Linked DNA regions of Homo sapiens: region 2 is linked to region 1. Evidence: read pairs that join two places in POLR2A ChIA-PET (ENCODE). Cell type or tissue: PC-9. All regions are shown on one strand. Links, peaks and the distances in the headings refer to the core of each region. The heading gives the core; the rest is flanking DNA.

Region 1 (3,698 bases), core at 840-3,339:
TCCTGGCATGGAAAGAGAAAAAAAAGATTAGCTTATAGATTCTATTATTTTTAAATTCTGATGTCGATTAAAAATGCATTTTAAATTCTTAACATTTTATGACTGAGCCTTAGAGATAATGTAGCTGATATAACTGTTCCATCATAAAATAATGTTTATTCCAAATTTGGAAATTAATAGAATAATAATAATGCCTTACACTTAGACCACAGTTCAAATGAACACTCCACTTGCCTGACTGGTGATGATGCTCTTTTCGCTCTATCCAGCTGTCCTACAGTCCTGTCATTTAAAGGCTACCTCTGTTAATATTTTTTGGTTTTGTTTTGTTTTGTTGTTTTGTTCTGTTTTTGAGACAGGGTCTCACTCTGTCACCCAGGCTGGAGTGCATGGTTGCGATCCTGGCTCACGGCAGCGTCGGTCTCCCTGGGCTCAGGTGATCCTCCCACTTCAGCCTCCAGAGTAGCTGGGGCTATGGGCCCACCCCACCAAGCCCTGCTGATTTTTGTATTTTTTGTAGAGACAGGGTTTCCCCATGTTGCCCAGGCTGGTCTCAAACTCCTGGGCTCAAGCAATCCACCTGCCTCAGCCTCAAAGTGCTGGGGTTACAGGTGTGAGCCACCGTAGCCGGCCTACTACTTGGTAACTATCTTATATCTTAATTTTGTTTCTTTATGTTTGAGTATTTAGGTCATTCTACTTTCTGCTGTTACATATAGTAATTCTGTGATTAACATTTTTGCTGAAACTGACATTTTTCACTGTTGCATAAGATAGCTTCCCAGGAGTACTAGGTAGACGTATATAAACATTTAATACATGTTCATAAACTTGAAAAAGTTTTGTCAGTTTATACAACTGTCATAATGTATGAGTGTTCATATTATAATTTTCTTGATCTTTATTTGATGGTTGAAAACTGATATCTTGTTTTAACTTGAATTTCTTGATTACTATTGAGGATAGAAATTTTCCACCTGTCATTACTATTCTATGAGTGTCTATTCCTGGCCTTGGTTGTGCCCCATACTGTTAAAGAGGAGACAGCTAAGGTACCCAGACTGTGCAGAACTATGTTGCCTAGATGGTTATTTGCATGTTGAAAACATGCTAATTTTGCTAATAAATTAGCAAATAGCTAATTTGTGGCTGATCCAGAATTTGATCTCAATTATCTCTACTTTTAATATTTACAAAATGAGAGATAAATGTATAAAGTAGGGTGGTGCACATTCATGTTTGACAGACCTAGGTTTTAACTCCACACAGACTCCCTCTGATGGCTGGGGGTTGGGGAGGTGGTCCTGGACCATACTTTGAGAACCAGTGAGCTAATACATGGTAAATGATAAAGGTAATGCTGGGAAAGTTAGGTAGAGGTCTTTTTGTGAAGGATCTTACATCTATGCTATACTTAGATTTTATTCTACAGACCGATAATAGCAATTCTGGACAGTCTGCATTGTAACTCCTAGAGACATGGAGAAAGTAGGGAGGTGTTAAGAAAATAGACATGCTGGTCCACTCCAGCGTCATTCCCCCATCTCACCTTCTCCAGCCTGCTCCTTGAGTTGTACTCTGAACCTTCACTTACTTAGATAGGTTCTGGTAGAAAAGGTGAGAATCATTAGTCTGGGTTTCTGGAGCACTACTGAGTCTTTTAAGAAAGGTAAACAGTCATTTGTGTTTTACAAAGTTGAATCTGATAGCAGTATGAAGGGTGGCATTTTGGAAGCTGTTGAAATATAAGAAGTGAGATGTGAGGGCCTGAAGTGAACTGAGATGGGGAAATAGAGTGTATACAACACATCTGATAAGAATTAAGAAAGGAGTCTCAATGATTCATTAGATGTAGGTAGTAAAGAAGAAAAGAGTATAGTGTTATGACTCGCAAAATATCTAGCTTGGTATCTGTCACCCAAGCTAGAGAATACCATTTGGTAGAGTAAGGAGTGAGGGAGGAGAAACAAGTAGAGGAGACCAAACAACATTGTAGGAGGAAGTTTCAGGGGGAGAAGAGGATAAATTTAATTTTCAACATGTTAAAACTGCGGTGCCTCTGAGACATCCAGTAGAAATGTAGAGCTCAAGATTTCTGACAGGACGGAGTTAAAGATGTAGGCATCATAATATAAGCATGTAGGAGATAGTCGACAGCATGGGAGTGAATGAGCTTATTCCAACAAACTTATAGAGTGACCAGCTTTAGGTTGAAGAACATCAGTCTTAAAATAACAGCCAAAAGAAGGATATACTAGTGATTGTTCCTGAGAAGGTGTGGTCAAGGAGGAGGGAGGAGAACCAGAGATGTCAGAAAAGCCAGGGAGAGTTTCAAGAAAGGAGTTATTACCAGAGTCAAATAATGCTGGGAGGACCGGTAAGGTGAGGTTGAGAAAGTACCTATTCCATTTGGCACATAGGAGTGCTTTGGTGACTAGAAAAAACAGTTTGGGTTGGGGTATGGGAAGAAGCTAGATTATAGGGTGAAGGGTGGGTTTAGTGTCTTTCCATTTTTTTTAACATTTTGAAAGTAGATGGTAGGAGCTAGAGGAAGATTGGTTGAAGGAGAGTGTGCCCCTTCCACTGCCTTTTTTTTTTTTTTTTAAAGAGAGAACTAGAGAATATTTTTCTTATTATTTCTTGTCTATGTGTATATCCTCTTTAGCCTGGGAAGATCTTATGTTGCAGTCTTGATAAATATAAAAATTTTAATCATTTGTTTATTCAGTGTTGTAGCTTATAGGTTTAAAAAAACTAATAATAGCTTTATTGAGATATAAGTACCTACCATAAGATTTATTCATTTAAAGTCTATGATTCACTAGTTTTTTATTACATTGATGAAGTTATGCAACAATAACCATAATCAATTTTAGGACATTTTCTTCACTTTCTGTACCCATTAGCAGTCACTCCCCGCCTTCCCATAAGCCCCAGGCAACCACAAATCTACCTTCTGTTTCCATAGATTTAAGTATTCTGGACATTTTATATAAATGGAATCATACAATATGTGGTGTTTTGTGACTGACTCCACCTAACATGATGATTTCAAGTTTCATCCATGTTATAGTATTGATCCGTAGTACTTTTGGCCTTTTTATGGCTGAATAATATTCTATTGTATAGATACCACATTTTGTTTATCCATTCATCGTGTTGATGGGTATTTGAATTGTTTCCACTTTTTGGCTAATGTGAATAATGCAGCTATGAACATTTGTGTACAAGTTTCTGTGTGGACACATTTTCAGGTCTCTTGGGTATATATCTAAGTGTGGAATTGCTCAGTCACGTGGTAACACTATGTTTAACATTTTGCGGAACTGCCAGACTGTTATCCAAAGCTGCTGCACATATTACATTCCAATCAGGAATATATGAGGGTTCCAGTTCCTCTACATCTTCACCGATACTTGTTGCTGTCTTTTTGATTATAGGCATCCTACTGGGTGTGAAGTGGTATCTTCTTGTGGTTAGCTTGTAAGATTTTGTGTGTCTTAATTTGTCTTTCAAAGCTAGAGTGATAGGAAATATTTTCCAGTCCTTGCATTTGAGCTAATCTTAGTGCTTACCCAGTGCCACTGGTTTAGTTATGGTTTTCTTATCCATCCTTTGATGAGTATTCACCTAAACATATTTACATCAACTAACTTCAGAAGTGGAAGTGAACTTTTAAGTAACTCTCCAGACATGGT
Region 2 (13,869 bases), core at 3,488-5,987, 110 kb before region 1:
CCTCCCTTGTTCACCTCTCCCAAGTTCTCGAGTGAGCATTCTGGGCACAGGGAGGTCAAGAGGAAAATGGGGGAAAGTAGTGGGAAGGGTAAGTGAGATGAGAGATGGTAATGATAGAGATCAAATCCTTTTTAGGCCTCCTGTCCCTTGTTTTTCCATCTTGGAGATAGGCTCAAGCTCCGAAATTGAGGGCTACAAGAGCAATAGAGAGAAGCTTTGCTTTCATGGCTGGCACAAAATATGAACCACAAGTTAGAATATCTCCTATTTGAGCATTTATCTGGAATGAGCTCTGAATCCCAGAGGAGGAGTTTCTCCTCCAAGATACAAGTCCTGAACTGGCTCAGAAAGAGAAGCACCCTCTAACGAGTTGGTGGGATAAGCTTTGCGCTGTTTGTGATCAGCCACTCCCCGTACTGCCCACAGGCTGGCCCGCCCGTCCCAACCTTGCTATCACCCTGTGGAATGCCAATTCTAAGAGGCACTTGTATAGAGGGCTTATTAAAACACTGATTGCTAGGCTCCACCCCACAGCTTCTGATTTGCGTCTCTAACAAGTTCCCACGTGATGCTGATGTTGATGATGCTGAACCACACTTGAGAACCACTAGCCCAGCACATCGTAGGCATTTAACCAACATTTGTCGTTCATTTCACAATGGGAAGTCAAGGATGAGTGCTGCGGAACTGAAGAAGATAGGAACCATCTCATTCTGGATCTCTGAGTTTAGAAGTATTTGTTGCATGTTTCCTGCTTCCCACACTGTTCATGCAATTTTAGCAATTTTCAGGAAACAGCTGTTGCTTTCCACCTTGAGAGACAATGAAAACTTAATAATAGGTAAAACGACATTTTGGAAGAAACTGACGTACCTTATATATCTGGGACAGCCTCGCCTCTTACATAATTAACGGTAGACATTGTAGGGATTATGTAAATTGACTTGATTTTCTTTTAAATCTTTAGGAAGACTTATCAATTAAAGAAGTCTAAGTGACTTGCCAGGCTTTACACAAAAACCTTTTTTTGGTCATAAGCAAACATTTCTCACCTGAAAATTTTTTTTCTAACTCAAGTGATCAATTTTGATCATGAGTCAGAAAAATATTGGGGCAATGTGGGGTTTAGGATTGCTGCTTACTTCACGCCATTTCTTCAGCTCATCTCCTTTAGCTTCAAGGCTGAACACAAATGAGTTAAAAGGAAATGGATTACTTAAAACCTACATTTGTGGCTCATTTTCCATTCACCAAACTCTCTCCTCCTTCCTCTTAGACATACACACTTTGGGAAAACCTCACAGAGCATGAAGAGCCAGCTTTTTTTGTTTTGTTTTGTTTTGTTTTTGAAAACAGTCTTGCTCTGTCACCCAGGCTGGAGTGCAGTGCAGTGGCGGGATCTCAGCTCACGGCAACATCTGCCTCTGAGGTTCAAATGATTCTTGTGCCTCAGTCTCCCCAGTAGCTGGGATTACGGGCGCACCCCACCAGGCCCGGCTAATTTTTGTATTTTTAGTAGAGATGGGGTTTTGCCATGTTGGCCAGGCTGATCTCAAACTCCTGGCTTCAAGTGATCTGCCTGCCTCGGCCTCCCAAAATGCTGGGATTACAGGCCTGAGCCACCGCGCCCGGCAGAGCCAGCTTTTATTTAATGAAACTGAATAATGCGTATTCATCAATATATCGATAACTGGAATTAAGATTTGCAAGGACCACTGCAACGACAATATATATTCTTGCAACTATACTCCTCCTTGCTCAAAAAGCTTTATAGGCTTTCAAAATGAATGCCTGTAACATCCCTCTGAGGTAAATGAGGAGCAGGTGTAATTATCTTCTCTTCACAGATGGACAGGCAGACACAAAGGAATGGACTGAATCAGCCAGGAAGGGAATCAAGCTAAGGACCTAAATAATTCTAATACAATCTGCCTGTCTTGTCAGTGCTGCTTTCCTTCGATGCATGAAAATCTGTATTGTGGGAAACTCTGAAGGTATTGTTTTTGTATTCTTTAGTGATGTAAGAAACAAAACTCCGCACAGACACCTAAAGAGAGGAAGTGATGGGACTGGTAAATATGGGTGGCAGCAGGGCAAGTCTATAAAAATCAAATTTAATTTTGCTGGATAATATGATCAAGGCCCTTCAATGCTGGATTCCATCAGCATCTGATCAGCCAGTAGCATGCTGCTATTTACATAAAAGCACGCAGAGAAGGGGTAATATTAAACTAATAGACATTATCGTATGGCTACAAACCTCTAAAAGTATTCAACATTTGGGAAGTACTAAGCAACTGGAAATTTTTTCAATGACAATAGTTTTCGGTGCAACAGGCTTAGAAATCTACTGTCTCTGGCCAGAAGCCAGATTGCTGACACAAAACAGCAGAGCCACAGACCCCAGGGAGAGGAGAATAACAGTAGCCCCAAAACTGGCACTACTAACCCTGTTTCATATTATGCTGTTTTGTTAAGAAGAAATTCATACTACAAAAACAGGGTCGTTTAGGAATTATACGTTTTAATGATCTCACCTTTTAAGCAATGGACACATTGACAGGATCATCAACCAGAAGGCCTGGAAGAGTCTCCACACTGCTGCCTTCCGCGTGGCCCCTCCGCATACCCCAGCATCTGAGGTCATCTGGCAGCAAAATCCCCAGCTTACCAGAGACCTCATTATTCCTGTCCCTCAGACACAGTTACCTCCTCAAGGCCAGCGACCTCCATGAAAGCTCTCCTGCCCAGATGCCTCCATCCCAGAGGTCGTGAGACTGCAGGAAATGAAAGGCTGCAGCAGGGAGAGGCCTCAAACTACAATGGTTTGGGGTTTTCCTTTTCTATAATACTGTTCTTTACCAAGTGGAGTACATTTTGAAGTGCAGAATTCAATTCAAGGATAGAACAGAAATACACAAAGTTCTCGAGAGAGCCAGAGATTATAATATGGGTAAACTGCTATTCTAAAAGGTACTAGGGTCCAGGCATGGTGGCTCATGCCTGTAATCCCAACACTTTGGGAGGCCGAGGTGGGTGGATCACTTGAATCCAGGAGTTTGAAACCAGCCTGGGCAATATGGTGAAACCCCATCTCTATAAAACTACAATAAATGAGCCTAGCTGGGTGGTGCACACCCGTAGTCCCAGCTACTCGGGAGGCTGAGGTGGGAGGATCGCTTGAGCCTGGGAGACAGAGGTGGCAGTGAGCCCAGATCATGCCACTGCACTCCAGCCTGGGCAAAAGAGTGAGACCCTGTCTCAAAAATTAAAAGTTAAAAAATAATAAAAAGTATTACCCTTAAAATTCAAACAATAAAAATAAAGGAAGGGTCTTATCTATACAGTTCCTTCTAATATTTTGAGGTGGATAAGGTAACATAATACATATACAACTACCTACAAAGACTGATTATGTAAAGATATAAATAGGTATTTAAAGGGAGAGTTACAGTTCTAATAAAATAAAACTTACAGCTTAATCAAACACATCTGATGTTATACTTAGTTGTTGTGTTACATGGTAAGAAGATACAGCAGTAAGGAGATCACTGAAATGACTGGAATTAGGGCTATTTTACACTGCCTTAGGTTTTTTCAGGAGTTTTGTTGTTGTTGTTACCTTGATAGTTGAGAATCTTTACACCAGCAATATTATTAGTCCATCAATCAATATTACCAGCTTTCCATAATACCATAAATTTTTTTGATGATCATCATTCACACAGATGTATTCACATTGGGGGGGAAGAAAACAGGGCTGAATCCAATTTCTTCTTACCCAGAGATTTCCTTGTTCCTCCCCCACAACTTCTGTCCATGTACCTCATGGGTCTTCATTCTGCCAGCTCTCACTATGTACATTAGCAATTTTTCTTAAAGTTGTCAGGTCAAAAAAAAATCATCTAAAGAAAAAACAGGCTGGGCACGGTGGCTCACGCCTGTAATTCCAACACTTTGGGAGGCCCAGGCGGGCAGATCACGAGGTGAAGAGATTGAGACCAGCCTGGCCAATATGGTGAAACCCCGTCTCTACTAAAAATACAAAAATTAGCTGGGCGTGGTGGCATGCGCCTGTAGTCCCAGCCACTCGGGAGGCTGAGGCAGGAGAATCACTTGAATCTGGGAGGTGGAGGTTGCAGTGAGCCAAGATCATGCCACTGCACTTCAGCCTGGCGACAGAGTGGGACTCCGTCACAAAAAAAAAAAAAAAAAAAAAAAAAAAAAGTAAAGAAAAAACAAACAAAAAACTTTCAGGGCCATTCAATTAGCTAAATCAGAATATCCAAGGGAAAAGCTTAGAGAATCTGTATATTTAACAAGCAGCACAGGTAATTCTTATTAAGTGAGTTCAGGCAATACCGTACTATAGGGTCCGTATTTTCTGAGTCAAAATCAGAGCTCGCGTATTTTTTTTAACTAGTTAGTGAACTTATTTACAAAACAATCTCCTAAGATATACTTACCTCAAATACTTTTATAAATAAGATGGAATACAAATAAATGGTTTAAAGATGATAGATATTAAATTGCATTTTGGCATATTTTATAAAACTTCTTTTTTTTTCCCAAAAGAAGAAGATGGCTTTACCTGAAATGAGAACCATCTTGAATGTATAGCCCCTTTCTGGCCAGGAGTTCTGAAGTGGCGGGGATCAATGCTCAGAACTCCCCAGGGGAGCTGGGTACTAGTAGGTGAGACAGTCAATCCTGAGCAAGGGGGTGCGGGGCGGGGAGCCTGACGGGGAAGAGCAGGCCAAAACGGTGGCACAGAAAAAAGGAAAGGAGAATAAAAACAGATTGGATCCCAGACATCTGAGAGGGAAAGGGATAAAACATGTCAAAATTAAGGAAGGGGCTAAGACTGTGTTGGTGGTGCTGCAATCACCACTAGGTATTCACCACCTTCCAAAGAATATACACTCTGAAGCTGTGACTACTGTCGTTTATCCAGTATACCCTTTGGATACAAAATAGGGTTAGAGAAGACAAACACCATGTCTTCAGTTTCTTAAGTTCCTTCTCTAAAAACAACCAAAGAAGATTTATTTTTAAAGTCACCTAAGATATAATTGGCTGTAAAAACAGCAAGATGGACTATGCCCAAAGAAATATACATTCCCCTAGGAAGGAAGAAAGTATTATTTATTATGTACTTGTTCTATGTTAAATACTGTGGAAGGTACTCTGATGTGTGGGTCTGATATTCATTCCACAAATTCTTCTCAAGGATCTGTCAGGTGCTAAGCACTGGTTTAGGAGCTAAGAATATAGAACAAAAAAAGGATGGTCTGTGCCTTCATGAAACTTACAATCTAGGGAAGACAGACATTTAAAATAAACATATATGAGATCTCAAGCGGCAATAAAAAATAAAAATAACTAACATAAACACATAAATGTGAGTGGTGTGGTGGGTTTAAAATGTATGGCCATATCCCAGATGTGCTGGAATATACTTTTAACTTTTCTGATGGCATTCAACTTAACTCTTGCATCCCCTTTCTGCTAATGAAAGGAAAATTAACTCAGTCTTGTCATTTGAAGATAACTTAGCCTCTTTCAGTATAAAATGAGTAAGTATTCAAAGTTCTCCTCTTCCTTCTTCTGTTTCCCTTTTTCGGGAGGATGGCCCAATTTCCTCTAGAAAGCCTTAACTATCCTCCAGCGTCAGGGCACAAGGGGCTTCTATGGTGTGGTTGTCCACATGGCCCTTGCTGGGTCACATACGTGCATCAGCTGAGGTGCAGTTTATCACAAGTGGTATCTGGCATTCATTGCTGGTGTTCATGGTCCCTGCCATTGCTTCCAGCCCCAAAGTCCACACACGCCATCTTTCCTCGTTCCATGGACACCTTGGCATTTTTCCACTACCCTCAAATCCCTCAGGACTCAGAACCTTTCAACAATTTCCCCACACTATCCTGGAATGTGCAGGGTTCTGTAACGCTGTCCTCGGCCCATCTGCATTTCAAACTTGAGATGTTCCTAAATAAGTGCGGTTATTACAGTTACCTCCTTTGGTTTTGCCCCAACAGGAAACAGGGTGCTGGGGGCTTCTCTTCAGTATCTACTAGCATCTGTACTCTCACCTTTTCTGAATCTCTTCTTCCTATCTATTTGGAGGACTGACCACACTGTTAATACAACAAGCCTATGAAATGAAGAAATAGCCCAAACCTCAGTTAAGGGTGAGAATCAAGTAAAGAACGGCATACATATGGGATAACCTTTGCCCAGGAACCTAGTTCTTCTTCCCAGGGGAGGAGAAAAGGGGAAGGAAGAATTGAATTTGACTTGGTGCTTAGTCACAAGAGAAAAAGTTCCCATCTGGAAATGAATATCACAAATTGTCAAATGTATATTTTCCTATTCCCAGCTGGAAACCATGCTTGTGGTTTTATACAGAACTCCCTTGTGCTCAAAGTTACATTCATGCACTCCTGACTTTTCTAACTATAAAAATGTCAAAGTCTGCTACAGTTTCATCCTGACAATTGCTGGGAAGGAAAAGTAGCGGGTATTCTGAAAAGATACAGCAAGAGGTCCAATTTAGATTAGAGAACAGGAAGGGATTGGGGCAAGAGAGACAAACTTTCTCAGCCTGATAGCAGCTAACCAGTCACAGCGCCCACAGGCAGCTGGGATCCACCAGAAATGCTGGTTTCTCTGACTTCCAGTTGTTATCATTAGTGTCCAAAATTAACCAGCAAAATTAAATGAAATCTGATAATAATATGCATGAACATTTCCTTTAATGTTTCAAGCTGGCTTGTAACTACACCATGGGCATGAAAGCAGCAAAATCCAGACTGCAAGGAAAGCTACAGCTCAAAAATCTGTTTTCCTCAACAAATAAATTACAAGGAGAATACAGAGAGAGAAGTAACATGTAGATCAAGGAGAAATCATCACAATGTGTGGCACTGGAGGCTGATTTTCTTTAAAGTAACTTTAAAAGTTGGTGTTTTTAAAACAATGGGAAAATTGAATACTGATGGCCTATTTGATGATTGTATGGAATTTGCATTACAATTTTGGGTATGATAATTAATCTCGTGGTTTTTTCTGAAAGTTTTTTAATCTTCTAGACAAATATGCTTCAACGACAAGGCACGGTGCCTCACGCCTGTAATCCTAGCACTTTGAGAGGCTAAGGTGGGCGGATCGCTTGAGCTCAGAGTTCGAGACCAGCCTGGCCGACATGGTGAAACCCCGTCTCTACTAAAAATACAAAATTAGCCGGGTGTGGTGGCGGGCGCCTGTAGTCCCAGCTACTCAGGAGGCTGAGGCAGGAGAATGGCGTGAACCCGGGAGGCGGAGCTTGCAGTGAGCCGAGATCCCGCCACTGCACTCGGGCAACAGAGCCAGACTCTGTCTCAAAACAAACAAACAAACAAACAACAACAACAACAAAAAACAAATATTAGGCCGGGTGCGGTGGCTCACGCCTGTAATCCTAGCACTTTGGGAGGCCAAGGTGGGCGGATTGCCTGAGCACAGGAGTTTGAGACCAGCCTGGGCAACAACGGGGAAACCCTATCTCTCCTAAAATACAAAAAATTAGCCAGGCCTGGCGGCGTGCGCCCGGAGTCCCAGCTACTTGGGAGGCTGAGGCAGGAGAATCACTTCAAACCAGGAGACGGAGGTTGCAGTGAGCCAAGATCACGCCACTACACTGCAGCCTGGGCGACAGAGCGAGACTCCGTCTCAAAAAAAAAAAAAAAAAAAAAAAAAAAATTACAAATGTTAGCCTTCACTGTGGCGGGCGCCTGTAATCCCAGCTACTCAGCAGGCTGAAGCAAGAGAATCGCTTGAACCTGGGAGGCGGAGGTTGCCCTGAGCGGAGATCGGCCGAGATCACACCACTGCACTCCAGCCTGGGCGACAGAGCAAGACTCTGTCTCAAAAAAAAAAAAAAAAAAAAGAGAGAGAGAGAATATGCTTCAAATATGTAAACAGGAAATGCTATGATGTCTGTAAGTTGCATCAACATAATACCAATGACAGAGTGGATGAGGGGATGGACAGGAGAGGATTGGCCTCAGGTTGATGGATATTGGGGCTGAGTGGTGGCTACATAGGAATTAATTGTGCTATTCTATCTACTTTTCTGTGTATTTAAAATCCACCACAATTAAAAATTAAAAAACGAAAAAAACAAAAATAAAATCTGCCTTGTAATTCTCCTCTTCATACATGACTATGTGAACAGACAAGTACCACCAGGCACAGTGTGTCAGTGGAAAATAGTTGTCATTTTTCTTTATGACTGTGTATTAATATATACACACATATGCATTTAGTCTTACATACACTTACTGCCTGTCATCAGTCCAGTGTCATTCAACGGACCTAGGTTCCTGGGTTCCACTTTGCTGCTTCCATATTTGTGTGTCTTCAAGCATGTAGTTCATGTTTCTCACTTTGAACTCCAAATGGTGACGTTGTTGCTTTTAGGGTGGTATTGGGAGAACTGGTGATGGAACATTTAAAATAGTTTAGCATTATGCAGTATAATAGAAGGATGTTAGGGACTAGGGCTGGTTTAAGATCTGTTATTAGTCCTGGCTCAGCCATTGGTCGGTCATGTGAAGGTGCAAGTTGGACAGCTCCTTTAACTTGGTTAGTTCTCAGTTTCTTCACCTGTAAATAAAGTGCTGAGCCTGCTCTCCAAGGTGCTTTAGGCTCCAGTACTCCATGATTCATTAAATTTTATTACAGAATATTATAAAAGCTTATCATATAAAATATATTGCTTTTTTGCTCATAAAGGAGAGCATGGTATATACATATATATAGATAGATAGATAGCCTGAACAGCATAAGTTAAATATATTCTTTTTTTGTTTTTGTTTTGGTAGAAAGTGATTCTTAGTCTTCTATAAATAAAGAAAACAGAATAAATAATATTTAGCAGCAAATGACAATAAAAGTTAAGTTCATATCACACTGTAAGCTAATCAGGGTTATGACTAGGGTTTCAAGACTGTGAAATTATATGGGAACATAGAAATTAAATTACTCTTATTAATATCCATAAACACTAGAAAAAGTTCAAGGAAACATTTTTTAAAATAAACTAACAACATAATGGTTAAAACTGAAAGAAATGATGATAGCAGCATTAACAATATTAATAATTGTGGTAGCAAATTTTTATTTCACTCTTGCTGTAATATAGTAAGCACTATTTTAAGCAGTTTGCATACATTCAACTTGTTTAATTTTCATAACGATCTTAGGAGTGGTTATTATTATTTTCCTCATCTCTAAAGTGACGACCCTTGCCCAAAGTTATAGAGTCGGTTTACCTGCAGGGTGTTCTGTGAGTATCAGATAATATTTGTGAAATAGTGTATATGAAAATGCTTTGTAAGCTGGACATGGTGGCATGTGCCTGTAGTCCCAGCTTCTTGGGAGGCTAAGGCAGGAGGATCACTTGAGGCCAGGAGTTTGAGGCCGTCATGAGCTATGATCGAATCTGTGAATGGCCACTGCAATCCAGCCTAGGCAACATAGCAAGACCATGTCCCTTAAAAAAAAAAATGCTTTGTAAAGTGTTAAATGCCAAAGTGTTAATTATCATTATTAGAATTAGAGGGAAGTTTAAATGTTTTAAATATGTTTAATAATGTAAGAAGAAAAAATAAAATATTTTTAAAACATTGGAAAATCTCATTGCAAAAAGAGACAAGACATGCCTAATGAAATAATAGACTAGGCAATGATCATCAATGGCAGCCAAGGCAACTAGGCGAAAAGCCAAAGGCAAATTTTATAATGAATGCATCTGGTAAAAACTCTTAAACCCACTAATAAATGTTAACATCAAAAAGAGAGATAACCAGACATTATGCCTTCTGGTGGAGATACACAACCCCACCCTTTGATGAAAAACCAAAACCTGAATCTGATCAAGATCCTAGACCTATCTCTAGTTTGCAGGAAATACTGGGGACAGAAGTACATGAAACTGTTGCACAAACCAGAAGAATAGAATCAGCCAAATCCAGAGAATGAGAATCATTATAGGACAAATGTCCTTGTTTCTTCAACAAATAAATTCCAAGGGGGAAAAAAGGAGCAGAGAAAAGACTTGTTGTTTTAAAAATATTTAAGAGGAATGTCTAAAATGTATTGTGTGTATCCCTTGTTTGTATCTTTTCATTTTTAAGTTCTTAATGGTGTTTTCTGAGTATTGTAAACCACTTTATTGGGGGTATGATTGGCATATGAAATGCTGTACATAATTAACGTATATACCTTGATGAGCCTGGAGATAAGTACACATCTGTGAAACCATCACCACAACCTATGCCATACATATATCCATCACCTCCAAAAGTTTCCTCCTGCCTTCTTTATTTATTTATTTAGAGTGTGTGAGAGTGTGTGTGTGTGTGATAAAAACACGTAGACTTGTTTGGATCTTGATTTGAACAAACCAATTGTTTAAAAAACTATGGGAAATTTAAGTACTAACTGGATTATTTAGAGATACTAAGGAATTATTGTTATTTTAAAATGAGATATAGCATTGTGGGGTATTTTTGGACAAGGCCTTACCTTGTCCAAAGGTCTGGTGTTACAGACATATTTACATATGAAATAATATATTTGTGTTTAGCTTCAAGAAATTTAGTGTGGGAGGGAAGTGAGTATATAGATTTTAAAAGACTGGGCATGGGCCAATTATTGTTAAAGCTAGGTAATATGTACATGAGATTTCATTATAATACCCTGTCCATTTTCATATATATGTTAATTTTTCTATAATAAAAAGACAAGAATATAAAGACAAACAAGATGAAATGGTTAAAAATAGTCCATAGAAGCAGAAAATAATATTATTATTTTGAAATTGAAGATACTGCAGCTAAATTTCACTTTCTGTAGGTGAAGTGAGAAATTGCATTGCAAAGTACTGTTTTAAAAAAGACAGAACCATTAGGGATTTGTCAACTTTGTTTCCCTTTCTGTGTTTAATTTAGGAATTAAGAATTTTTTTAAAAAGTCTACATAAATCTATTATTTAACAAAGACATTTCCTGAGCACACACTAAATGCCAGACTCTTGTCTTACTGTATATATTTGAGGAATTTTAGTTACAGTGTGAAATCCAGCTGGAGATGCCAAGACAACACCCACAAAGCAATTAGAAATCAGAACAGGACAACATTGTAACAAAGCTAGCTACTCCCCAGATTTGTGCTTCTCTTCCATAGAGAAGAGTAGTTCCAGGGATATAGACACCCAGCCAGGGGGTACATTTCCCAGCACAAGGTGGAGCCCTGTGCCTAGTTCTCACCAGCGGAAGTGTTATGACGTGCCACTTCTGGACGGAGGTGGCAAAGAAGCAGATAGACTGTCCCTTCTTTCCAACATTCAGCAAATACCAATGCCTGAGGCAACTCTGGGAGCTTTGTGTTGAAGATGGCAAAGCCTCCATCACCCTGAGTCTCTAAACGGCTGCAAAAAGCACAGCGCTCCTTTTCCCCATCCCTGCCCCCAAAGCATCATGAATTATACACTCTCACCTATGATCAGCAAGTATAACTTCTACGGTGTTGGGCCACTGAGATTTTGGAGTTTTATCTCTTATAGAGGTTAGTTCATGTATCAATTGCTAAGTGGGATGTTACAGTGTATATTTGGAGATTAAGAAATCACTGTAATCACAAAATGTTTCAGGGGGAAGGTGGAGCTTGAGCCGGAATTTTTTTTTTTTTTTTTTTTTTTTTTTGAGACAGGGTCTTGCTCTGTCACCCAGGCTGGAGTGCAGTGGTGCAAACTTGGCTCAGCTCACTGCAGCCTCTGCCTTCCGGGTTCAAGCGATTCTCATGCCTCAGCCTCCTGAGTAGCTGGGACTACAGGCGTGCACCACCATGCTCAGCTAAGTTTTGTATTTTTAGTAGAGACTGGGTTTCGCCATGTTGCCCAGGCCGGTCTCAAACTTCAGACCTCAAGTGATCTGCCCACCTCAGCCTCCCAAAGTGCTGGGATTACAGGCATGAGCTGGCACCCCTGGCCTTGAGCTGGATTTTGAACAATGAGTTGAAAGTGACTAAATGGAGAGGATGGGGAGTGAGTGGGTACCAGGATAAGGAACCAACATAAGAACCACAGCACTAATTCACATGCAGCTAGAGGAGAGTGAGACCATCTTGATGAGTAGATGCAGTTGGGGAACAAGGGAAATAAGGATGAAGAGGCAGGATGGAATCAGAGCATGGAGATCCTTGATAATTCAGGATCTGATTCAATGACGACCACTTCTGAATTAAAAGGATGAAGCTTCTGGAGTAAAAGGATGATTTATGAAAGGTCTGTATTAGCAAAATCAGTGAGACAAAATAAAGGAGATGGACCGGAGAGAAAAAAGATTAGGCTACATGACTAGCTAAGAGGATGTCGCAGCAATCCAGTTCTGATATAATTAGAGACCACATTGGCAAACTCAGTAGAAAGGAAGGGTGAATGTAATCATCATCCTAAAGAACAAATCCACAGGGATTGACAGCAGAGAAAAAAACATGAACTCAAACATTTATTAAACCAGAAGTATGTCTAGTTCTAACACTCAAAATTGTGAGTTCTATTATTTGGGGTATTATTTAATCTCATTGAGTTTGTGTCTTCTGTCAAATGAGAGGAAAGAACCAAATGACCCAAAAGTTCTTTTCACCTGTGAAAGTCTATGGCTGTAAAGTCATGAGTTTAAAAAAAAAAAAAAAAGTAAATGACATATTCAGTAGGAGGAGGCAAAGAAGGCGGAGTATACTAATGTATGACTGAAACATACTCTATTTGAACTGGAACTGGTCCTCTATACTGGATGTTTGAATTGTTACTAATCTTTTGTATTACAAACAATGTAGCAATGAATGATGGGAAAGTACTTTAACTTTCCTAGATTTTCAATTACACCTGGTTTTAAGAACTAAGTCCTGGGCTGTGCAAGGTGGCTCACACGTGTAATCCTAGCACTTTGGGAGACCAAGGCGGGAAGATTGCTTGAGCCCAGGAGTTAAGAGGCCAGCTTGGTTAATACAGTGAGACCCCATCTCTACAAAAAACACAAAAAATTGGCCAGGCATTATGGCATGTGCCTGTAGCCCCAGCTACCCGGCAGGCTGAGATGGAAGGATCACCTGACCCTGGGAGGTCGAGGCTGCAGTGAACTGTGATCTGTGGGTGACAGAGTGAGACCCTGTCTCAAAACAAAAATTAAAACTAAAACTAAAAACTAAACCCCGAATATGATAACTTGCCACAACAGTTACACTAGATGCAGTATTAATTCCCTCTTAGAGATGAAGATAACTAAAGATTATTTCCTAATTATAAAGATTTAAAAATGTGAAAGTATTTGGGGGAAAAAAATGAAGACTTCGCAAATATAAAGTATTAACATCAACTTTGTTATTACCATCAAGCACAGGTAACACTGGCTACTTTTTTCCCTAGATAACTATGTATAAAGTAGCATTAAAATGTGTTTTGGGGTGGGCACAGTGGCTCATTCCTATAATCCCAGCACTTTTGGAGGCCGAGGCAAGTGGATCGCTTGAGCCCATGAGTTTGAGACCAGCCTGTACAACATATCAAAACTCTGTCTCCACCGAAAAAAAAAAAAAAAAAAAGCACAAATTAGGCGAGCATGGTGGCATGCACCTGTAGTCCCAGCTACTCAGAAGGCTGAAGTGGGAGGATCGCTTGACCCCAGGAGGTTGAGGCTGCAGTGGGCTGAGATCACACCACTGCACTTCAGCCTGGGTGACAGCAAGACCCTGTCTCAAAAAAAAAAAAAAAAAACTTTAGTTTTCTGTTTTACAATTACTCTTAGGCTTGTTTCATTTTGTATT

The links. Peaks named below come from ENCODE experiments on the same cell type or tissue, not always from the same donor. Only the 100,000 strongest peaks of a DNase experiment are listed, where the experiment ranks them.
Region 2: POLR2A ChIA-PET joins it to region 1 with 29 read pairs; 16 of 35 experiments call an interaction of 5 or more read pairs at or near these places.

What each region holds. Positions count from the first base shown.
Region 1 is chr7:77,540,757-77,544,454 of GRCh38, forward strand. All of the region lies in intron 1 of PTPN12 (protein tyrosine phosphatase non-receptor type 12), which reads left to right. Among named protein-coding and RNA genes, the nearest start is that of PTPN12, 5.3 kb to the left of the region's middle. In PC-9, for the core only: no CTCF peak of the experiment used is centred there; a DNase peak (open chromatin) is centred at 1,805; H3K4me3 peaks cover 637 bases; H3K27ac peaks cover 1,775 bases.
Region 2 is chr7:77,428,451-77,442,319 of GRCh38, forward strand. No RefSeq gene overlaps it. Among named protein-coding and RNA genes, the nearest start is that of GSAP, 19 kb to the left of the region's middle. In PC-9, for the core only: no CTCF peak of the experiment used is centred there; no DNase peak of the experiment used is centred there.